Regions from separate parts of the Homo sapiens genome. Here region 1 is linked to region 2. A link is a contact called in ENCODE Hi-C data. All regions are on one chromosome and are shown on one strand. The core of a region is the stretch at or near the end of the contact, and the rest is flanking DNA. Distances in the headings are between cores, read along the strand shown. Region 1 has its middle 110 kb from the start of REEP3. Region 2 holds the start of CCDC6 (coiled-coil domain containing 6).

Region 1 (5,071 bases), core at 1-2,500, 3.7 Mb before region 2:
TTGGTTAAACAAATCGAATGGAAACGATTTGTTCAAGATGGGAGCATCAAATAGACGCAAGCTCTTCGAAACAGCCCTGATTCCCTGGCAAACGCTGTTGCTTAGCGAAACGTCAAAACCCCTGCGTGCAAACAAACGTCTGAGGGGCGCACCCGCCTTGAGCAAGCTTCTCCCGGCAGCTCGGGCTTTGGAGAACGTCTGGAGGACATTGGTAGCTCCTCCCTCTCCGGTTAAGGACTTGGTAGGGGGAAGAGGGCAGAGGATCCAGGATCTCCGGGTCGGGTCATCTGGGTTGACGCGTCCTGACACCCAGGACGGTGCAGGGGAGCTCCGGGGCGAGTCGCTTCGCGCCAGGAAAGGCCTGCGTCTCAGCGCTGGAACAGAGGGGAGAAGCAGAGGGGAGCCCCGCCCTCGGTCCAGTTCTGGAGCAGTGCGCCCCTCCCCCGCCCCGGAAACGTCCCCGCCGCCCCTCCCTCCACCACCACCTCCCGGGGACCTAGGTTGTAAAATCCCACGCAGTGGGGCGGGCACGGTGACGGGGGTGGGGCGGGTGGCGTAAGGCGCCACCGCCCACTGGCACGGCACCAGCGCCCTCCAGCACCCAACCGCCGCCTCCCTCTCCCCGGCGCGGCTCCAGCCTCCCCCCGCCAGCCCAGCCCCCCCAGCGTGGCTCCAGCCTCACTGCACCCACCCACCCTGCACCGCAACCTCCCAGCACCCTAGCTGCCCGGCCGGCCCAGCTCGGCTCTGGAGGGCGTCCCTCGCATCTGGACTCCCTCTGCCCGAGGGAGGAGCCGCAGCCGCGGTCGCCCCGCCCCTGGCGTTCTTTGACTCCCCCGGCCTCTTGGACATCTGGGTGCGGGGGTTAGTGCATCAGATGTGGCTCCTGGGCCGCCAGATGTGCGCGTTCCCCGCCCGGGGCAGGCGGCCGGCGAGTCTGGGAGGACGCGTGGGAGGGGCTGGGAGTTTTCCCTCCTAGCAGACTTAAAAGCCAGCAGAACCTCCAGCCCCCTGGGCTCCCGGCCTGGGCCTCCTGGGTCTCCGGGACGCACTGCCCAACGGAAAAGTTTTCAGCCCAGTCTGTGCCTCGCCGCCAAGCAGCCCTTGGGGCTTCTCAAAGTGGTAGAGAAAATAGGACAGCTCTACAGGATGCCCCAAAGAAAACCCTCATTTGTCGACCAGGCGACCTTAGTGCTGGCGTGGGACTACAGCTGCGCAGCCAGCAAACCCCAGTTGGGGGAGGGGGAGAAGTGGCAGTAGAGTTCGCATCTGGGGCTTGCTCTAAAGCGCTCTTTGACTGCTTTTGGATTCCATATTTGAAGTTGAGAGTCGTATTCCACCTGGTACAGGCAGTTCAGGGCAGGAGAAAAGCCAAGTGAACTCTGTGACTCAATCCCCTTGGAATGTGCCTGGAATAATAATAGGGACTTGAAAGGGTTTTATGGCCGAGGTGGCTAGTGGAGAGCAGTCTCCTACGCCTTGCAGTTGGCGGTCGGCCGAGGGGGGCAGTATTGCCTTATGCAGAGCTTCTGCGCCTGCAAACGGGACAAAAATAGTCGGAGCATCTGGTTTAAATCAACCAAAAAGCATTTCTATCAGCTTAATCCACCGGCCTACAGAACTGACAGAACAGGACAAGCCAAATATATTCCCGGTACTCTTTTAACACTCCAATAATAGCTAAGCCCAATCACACTTTACCGCTGGGATTTCTGTGTCCTACCATACAACTGTCGTTATTTTATAGATGTTGCAAATTAAACTTCCTTTTCTGGAGTTGTGTGTGGGCATGTGCTTAAGCAGTTACATTTGCAAGCAACGCTCGACTACGCTGCCCTTTTCGTTTTCCTTTTTCTTTCTCTCTTTTGGTATGAGGTCTTAGAATAGTCAAAAGTATCTAAGGCCAACATATGGGTTGCTTACACCACTAAATATATAGCTGCATTTCCCTCTCTTAACGCCCTAATCAGGATTCCAAAGGCAAGTTGGAACAAAAGAAAAAACGTGTCTGAGTGTAAAGGGAGAATTTGTGCCAAGAATTACAGTCGCAGGGTAAATAACCTTGTTTTCTCCTTCATCAGTGGCCGCTACCAAGTCCCGTTCTTGGAAAGTGGCCAACAGTCTGTCTGGTGGAGGGTGCTGCTAATTAGAGAGAGCCCATAAACCTCTCTGTCAAAGAGGGCATGTGACCTTCTCTTCAAGTCTGAACAATAAAGCCGGCGAACTGCAGACTGCACTCAACACTGGCTGCCCCGCGGATTCCCTAAATAGGAACAGGATGAAGGCCAGGCTCAAGAGGTTACCATAGCTCTGCTCCCACACTTTGAGGAATCGGTCACTCCACTTCCCCATATAACTTGTTTCAATTACTCTCTACAATCTATTTAGAGGAGAGCAGCTTGCAGAGAGCACTCATTGTCTAATCTAAATGAGGAAGCAATTATTACTTGCTGCAGTCTAATGTGCTTTGAGACTGGTGGGTCAAAGAGCAACCTGATTTCTTGTAACGTGTCTTTGCACTTTGGAAGATACACCTTTTTAATGACATTTATTTACTCCTGCTTTTAGGACACATTTTTCTTTCTATTAAGATTACAAAATTAAGGTGTTTTTCCCCTTCTCAGTCTTCAATGTCCTTTTTAATTTTAGAATTTAAGCTATTGTAAACACCCCAAGTACTTTTGCATATTGTTTAATGTTAAATATTATTTTTTTTAGTGCTTTCTTATAGGCATGTTCTCTGATTATAGCAAAATAGAGTTCTCTAAGTCTTCCCTTCTTTGTTTAATTTACCTCCCTGGGAGCCCCCTTGCTAGCTTTAATTTTATACAACATGTTGTAAACTATAAATAATACAGCTCCACTTTCCTAGAACATATGGAAACTGTCGCCTGCTATATATCCTAACTGTACTTGCTTTCAGCTTAAAGACTGAATAAAGTTAATCTCCTGTGTAAAAAGGCATTTAGCCTTTTGTGTGTGTGTGTGTGCATTTTATTAGTTAAAACCCAGTATGGAACAGCACATGAAATTCTTGTTGTGAACAGAGCACATAAAAGGGTTTACAAGGTGTGGTTTGAAGAGAGGAAGCCGTGGAACAAATGTTGGTGGAAAGGAGAGGAAGGAAGGAAAGCACTTCCTGAGAGGATACTCCTCCTGTTTCAGCTGCATCCTCTCTTCAGATTCTTCCTGTTTGTCTTAGTCCATAACTGATAGTAAATTATTTGTCTTCATTTTTTTCTATTCACTTTAAAAGCATCCTTTCTCTCTGTACTAAAGCTACTCTTGAAACCAAATCCATTAACTTCCAATGACTTAACAACTTTACTTCATTTAACATTCTGATAATCTGAAACTTTTGTATTATATAATACATGTATGGAAGGAATCATTTCCATGTTAACTTTCCAAGTATTCTGTGATCTCTAAGACAACCAACTGTGACGTAATTAACAACAGAGTCCGAAGTCACAAACATTGCGGTTGCTTGGGTCGTAGGTTGGTCACTGTTTTTTGTTTTTGTTTTTGAGACAGCATCTCACTGTGTCACCTAGGCTGAAGTGTGGTGGTGCAATCACAGCTCATTGTAGCCTCAATTTCCCGGGCTCAAGCGATCCTCTTGCCTCAGCCCCGCAAATAGCTGGGACTACAGGTGTGCGCCAGCCACCACGTCCAGCTAATTTTTGTATTTTTTATAGAGATGGGGTTTTGCCATGTTGCCCAGGCTGGTCTCCAACTGTGCTCAAGTGATCCGCCCGCCTCACCCTCCCAAAGTGTTGGGATTACAGGCATGAGCCACTGCACCCGGTCACAGGTTGGTCACTAGTGAGTCTCTGCGTATTTGTAAAATCGGGATGATGCCTCTTCGCAAAGTGTGAAAACAAACATATACTACTGTTGGTTATCACAACTGAATGTAAGGGGCATCACAAGCCTTATAAAGTATTAATTCTTCTTCCAAATACATCACGTGCTACAACATCCCCTTTCGTTACAAGATAAATTAATAAAATATTTATAATTTCTACATACTGAATTTATGACTTTATATTTTGAAGTGGAGTTTCTTTTGGAATTTTTTTTTTTTGAGACAAGGTCTCACTTTGTCACCCAGGCTGGAGTGCAGCACAATCTCAGCTCACTGCAGCTTTGACCTCCCAAGGTTTAAGCAATCCTCCCAGCTTAGCCCCCCAATTAGCTGGGAATATGGGCATGCGCCACGACACCCAGCTAATTTTTGTATTTTTTCATAGAGATGGGGTTTTGCCATGTTGCCCAGGCTGGTATTGAACTCCTGGCCTCGAGTGACCCACTCACCTTGGCCTCCCAAAGTGCTAGGATTACAGGCGTGAGCCACCACGCCTAGCTTTTGGAATTTAATTTTAAGGATACTGTGATAGTTAATTTTATGTGTCAAATTTGGCTAGGCCATGGTACCCAGGCATTTGATCAAACAGTAGTCTATGTGGCTGTAAAGGTATTTTCTAGATGTAATTAGTGTTTAAGTCAGTAGACTTTGAGTAAAACAGATTACTCTCCATAATGTGGATGAGCCTCATCCAACGGTGAAGGGAGAATTCTACCAGCAGAATTACCTTTGTACTTGAAACATCAGCTCTTCCTTGGGTCTCTGGTGTATTGGCCCACCCTGTAGATTTTGAACTTGCCAGTGTCCACAATCACCAGTCAATCCCTTGAAATAAATCTTTCTCTACATATCTTATTTGTTCTTTTTCTTTGGAGAACCTTGACTAATTCAGGTACTTACTATTGACTCTTAGCACTACCATATCTATTGTAGCCCTCAAATTGAGAGTGACTTAAATTATGCTTAGCATTGCCATGGGGGAAATGCCCACATATACCCCATGTTTCCCAGTAGTTTAACATCCTGTCAAAACACATTAGAATTCAGCCAGATATTCTAACCTGGCTTCATTAACTCTCCTCACGCATCTTTTCCAAATCTCAGCATTAAACAGTGATTGGAAGAGAAAAACACAAGACTGATGTGCAAAAGCATCTGATCCTGTTCTCTCCCTTCACAACTTTCTTTTTATGAGTATTCCCC
Region 2 (4,876 bases), core at 972-3,471:
TAAAGTCTTCTAACCACGATTACTACCTACAAGTCCCATGTCAAAATGCAAATTTCCTCCAAATTCCACTGAAGGCCACTACATTCTTAAGCTTAACCATGACTTGGGCCCTTTAAGAAAACCAGGCGCTTCAAACTCCACCCCTCTGCTGACTTGAAGCAGTGTGAGTCCGCCTTTCCAAGGCGGTTAGTTTTGTGGTGACGCTAAGAGAGAGTTAATTTGCCCCCTGCTCTGCCTGGAAGGAATGTTCCTGTTGCAATAAGCTCTAAAAGTGGAAGCTTTAAGATAATATGGAATAGGGAGCAATAGAAACTTGTGAGGTATGGCAGCCAGACCTACTCTTAAGATTCGATCACAGTGCTGAATAAAGGGGAAAGAATGTTGTTAAATCTGTTTCCCCCTGTGGTGCTTCTCCCTGCTAGCTTTACTCTTCCATTTCAACCCTCAAGTGAGCTTTCCAGAATCCGTTTCCAATTTAACTCATTGTCTCATGTACTAGATCCCAAAAAAGTGAGAGAACTAAGTTTCAGTGCAAATTAAACTGGATCACTTGTAACAGAATGATTTAGATTGCCTATATGTTTCTCAAGAGCAAAGCCAAGCATTTCCTCCCTCCTGCTATACAAACAGTGACAGAGTTCAGAAGCCCTCCAGCACTAAGCTAAAAAATACCTGGGAGAAACTGGGGTTTAGTTGCTGTTGGCATTTAAGCTGTTTGCTAAAAGCAGCCATCTTGGTGAAAGATGATGTCATTTGGAACACTTGGTGTTTTCGAGTTTATTCTGAGGTGCCAGTTTCCAAGAGCCATTGAATCACCGTTTAATCATGAGATCAAATTTAGGTTTAAAGATAATGAGGGAGTGGGAATAAGAATCATTCTTCTTTCTTCCTAACACTTTAGAAATCTTTCAGAAAGTTCAACCCAACAGAAAAAAAAATTACACTTTTTTTTCTATTTTCTATTACCATGTGTTTGTTGTAATGTTAACTAAGCGTGGGTAATAAAACTAGTCTGGTCAGTTTCACTTTCCAATTTTTATACATAAGTGAAAGCTGTTTTGTGTCAACAGGGCAAAGTGTTTAGAATCATCTCACCTGCTGGGCCAATTTCCTGCAAGCCTTTCTTTGGGAAGAGGAAGGGGGAATAAAAGTTTTTGATTTTTAATTTCTTAAACTGCAAAGCTAGAACCATGAATTAGACCGCATTACAGTAATTACTGTTTTATTTTTACATGCTAAAGTTTTCTAGGAGTGAGCAAGAGGATAGCAAAGACGGGTGATGTTGCACTCCCACTCAATCATTACTATTTGTATAGCATAATGTTATGTCCGCAGTTACTTTGGAAAATTGGCACTTAAAGAGGTGTTTCAATCTTCTACTAAAAGTGTTTCGCCTTCCTTTTTTTTTTTCTTCATTAGGTAAATGTTACTGTCTTAATCCTACTACGAGACATGTGCTGGAAATGTTTGCAAAATGCAAAGAGAAAAAGAAAAAAACAGTTGCACCTTGTTTAAACAATTGAGCGCAGTGTGGTTTATGAGGTTATTAAAGGAGATGTGTGTCTCTCCTGCAAATTCTTACTTAACAAGGTTAACCTGTGGCTGCTGTTGTTTCATCCTCCTCGGCCTCTTGTAGAGGAACTTTGTTCTCTTAGGTTTATCCAAGCCTTCCTAGTCAAAAACACCTTGCTTTTGAGAATATAAAACTGCGTGTATGTGTGAAACAGATAGAGGGAGACACGCGCACACACAGTCGGCGGAAGATGGGGCCACAACACGGTAGAGGATGGGTGCCGGAGCCCGGCTGACCTTTCCACGTGTCCCCGGCACCTGCGAGGCTGGTGGGGCATCAGGTTTCCTTTTTCTCGGGGCGGGCGCGAGCCCGGAAGAGGCTGGGCGGCCGTGGGCTTAGATCAGGGGGCTCGGAGGCCCTCCCTTGGAACACGTGTGGCTGGCGAGCTGGTGGTGCGGGGGCAGTCCTTGGCTTTCCCGCACCCGCAGTGCCTGCGCGTTCCCAGCCCGCCCGTGGTCACCAGACGGCGGCGGGCGGGTCCCGGAGCTTTCAGCCAGCTTTGCTGGGCGGCCTAGGGAGCGCGCCCAGCCCGGCTGGAGCGAGCCCCAGTGCAATACTGCCCAAGCCCGGGCGGGGTCTCTGTTCTCTGGCAGAGGAGGTCCCTTGGCAGCGGGAAGCGCCCTCTCTTTCTCTCGCCGCCGCTCCGAGTCTGCGCCCTGGTGCCAGGCGCTCAGCTCGGCGCTCCCCTGTGCTCGCCCGGCGCCCACTCATTCGCAGCCCGGCCTTCGTCGCCGCCGCCTCCCTGCTGCTCCTCCTCCTTTCCCCAGCCCGCCGCGGCCATGGCGGACAGCGCCAGCGAGAGCGACACGGACGGGGCGGGGGGCAACAGCAGCAGCTCGGCCGCCATGCAGTCGTCCTGCTCGTCGACCTCGGGCGGCGGCGGTGGCGGCGGGGGAGGCGGCGGCGGTGGGAAGTCGGGGGGCATTGTCATCTCGCCGTTCCGCCTGGAGGAGCTCACCAACCGCCTGGCCTCGCTGCAGCAAGAGAACAAGGTGCTGAAGATAGAGCTGGAGACCTACAAACTGAAGTGCAAGGCACTGCAGGAGGAGAACCGCGACCTGCGCAAAGCCAGCGTGACCATCGTGAGTGCCCCCCGGGGACGCGCCGCAGCGCCGACCTCCGCCCGCCCCGGGAGGGGCTGCACCCGAATCCAGCCACCCCCCAAGTCTTCCCCAGATTCCCGGGGACCCTCTGAGAGCACACTCCCTGCGGGGACCTGCTGGCTTCCGGGAGGAGAGGGAGGTATCCCTTCGGGGCCACGCGGGTCTGTCCTCCTCGGGGGTCTGAGGACCCTTGCGCGGTGCGGGGGAAGGCTACTGTGGCAACCATTCATGGTCCCTTTTAGCCTCTGGAGAGGAGGCCCCTCCGGGGCTGGGCTGGAGGCTGGCGGCGTGGCTGGGGGGCGGGGTAGGACTTTTTTCAGCCCTAGCATGTTTGAGGGGTGCGTCCAGAATCTGGGGAACCCCAGTCCTGGAAGAGGGAGGAAGCTGGGATCTCTTACTGGGTCCTGGCTCGGAGTGTGGGGGTTCGCAGCTGGACTGGGCACTAAGCTGGCATCTGGACTGCGCTAGCTGGATCGCCCGGGGAGGGGGCGGGAGAGAGTGGCCGGGAATCCGGGAAGTGGAGTTTTCTGGCCGGGATCGAGAGGGAAGGGCGGGTACGGCGCTAATGCTCCCACCTCTGTTGGAAGCTCTTTGCTTTGGGTTGGGAGGGTGGACGGTTTACAGCGAGGAGAGTGCAGCATCCACGCCTGGACAGGGCTGGGGCCGAAACCAGGGGAAGGGTAGTGACTGTGACTCCCTGGCTGAGCCAGAGGTACGTGTGTTTGCTTCATTCGTGGAGTGGTTAGAAGTATCTTGCTTCTGAGTCTAGATACTGGAGAACAGGCCATCTGTTCTGTTTCTACCTGTCCCCTGGAGGCTGCCCAGAAACGGGTAAGCTTGGGTCTGTAGGTCTCTCTCCTGGTGTGGCAGGCGTTTAGAAAGGCCCCTATAGCAGTGATGAGGCGAAACGTAACTAGAAAAAGTACACTGTGTACTCTCACCTATCATCCCTGCCAGCTCACCACATCATTAACATGAAGGATCCCCACACAGACAACTGTATTCAAATCAAAAGTTCCCCAGCCAGAAGCAGAGAAGATGATGTCAAGAAATCAAGGGGGATAAATGGCCATAGCTGCTGCAAAATAGCGGATTAGGCTGAACTTTGAAATGAAGAAAAAGGGATGAATTTGGGGATAGAGGGTCACACCTTGGAAATGGAGCAAGTTTAGGATGCCCCTTGTGCCAGGAAATGCCTTCGGTGGAGGAGGCTGTGTATATGTGTGCGCACGCGTGTGTACACCCCCAGTGCTGGCTCATACATGAGAACTAGATGGCATTCTTAATTTGTGTAGAAAGCAAGTTGCAAGTTAAGTGTGATCAGTAGCCTAAATAGCAGTTGATTGTAAAAAGAAACTTTTCATGCTCAAATCCAATTTTGGAGAATGGAATTGGAGCAACTTTCATGTGAGATGGTAAAGTTCTTGAAGTGCCCTTTTGGTAGGAAGGTGGGGGGCGGGGAATTTGCAGAGGCAGCCACTTCCAAGCCTCCTATGCAGCTTTCTTCGCTGACAGAGATGTCTTTGCTGAGTGGGGGTTAAGAAGAGAGGGAAGTTGTTGGAGGCAGTTTAAGGTTTGAGTTAGTAAATGAGAGGGTTAGTCTCTTGGAGACTGTGAGCCATGGAAAGTAGTAAGACTTGCATGAAGCAAAATAGCCTTTTGCATGCAGTGGGCAATTCAGGCTGGTTTTGTTTGGGAGGGAGGAATGAGGGATGCAGAGACTATGAAAGGGTTATCTGTTTGACACTTAGACCGTATTATAACTAGGTTTGTAAATTGTGCTTAAACATGTTGGCTTTGCAGGAACAAATGTGTTCATTCCCGGTGTTTAAGATCAGAGGCCTTCTGAGTACTTGGCTAGAAGAGCGTATAAGGTGGTGGCTTGCTTTCTTAGCACTTACCCTTAACTACACTGACATCCAACCGAATATACTTTGTGAAATGTCGTGTGGTGTTAATGAGTAAAGTTAACATTGTTTTAGATGACACTGCACAAGTACCAGAAGCCTCTCAGTTCTTCTTTAATTTCTGACTAATATATTCAGGGAGACACATAAAAAAGTGCTTGTGGTTCGCCTGGTTTCCTAATACTTGGCAGTTGTTACTAAGGAGCTGAATGATAAATGCAGAAAACAGATTCCTTCAAGATTTTGCAGGTTTTGTTAACTGACCTAGGATCCAGATTCTGTGGTGGTACGTT

The links. Hi-C counts contacts between places; a loop is a spot of excess contacts on that map. Pooled maps may share reads with other maps.
Region 1: a loop to region 2 is called in a pooled map, with 21 times the contacts of the local background. The contact joins the enhancer-like site here to the promoter of CCDC6 in region 2. A Hi-C loop is called at or near these places in 5 of 50 pooled maps.

What each region holds. Positions count from the first base shown.
Region 1 is chr10:63,625,995-63,631,065 of GRCh38, reverse strand. No RefSeq gene overlaps it. Among named protein-coding and RNA genes, the nearest start is that of REEP3, 110 kb to the right of the region's middle. RefSeq lists a silencer at 411-740 and enhancers at 1,211-1,260, 1,271-1,450, 1,841-2,050. Within about 2 kb of position 1,250, at least 41 of the 41 ENCODE cell types and tissues checked have a DNase peak (open chromatin) inside an H3K27ac peak, as active enhancers do.
Region 2 is chr10:59,903,901-59,908,776 of GRCh38, reverse strand. It overlaps CCDC6 (coiled-coil domain containing 6), which reads left to right and starts at 2,221. Exons shown (of 9, transcript NM_005436.5): 1 at 2,221-2,655. The coding sequence starts at 2,353. RefSeq lists enhancers at 1-586, 3,279-3,508 and silencers at 1,632-1,926, 2,109-2,448, 2,479-2,758.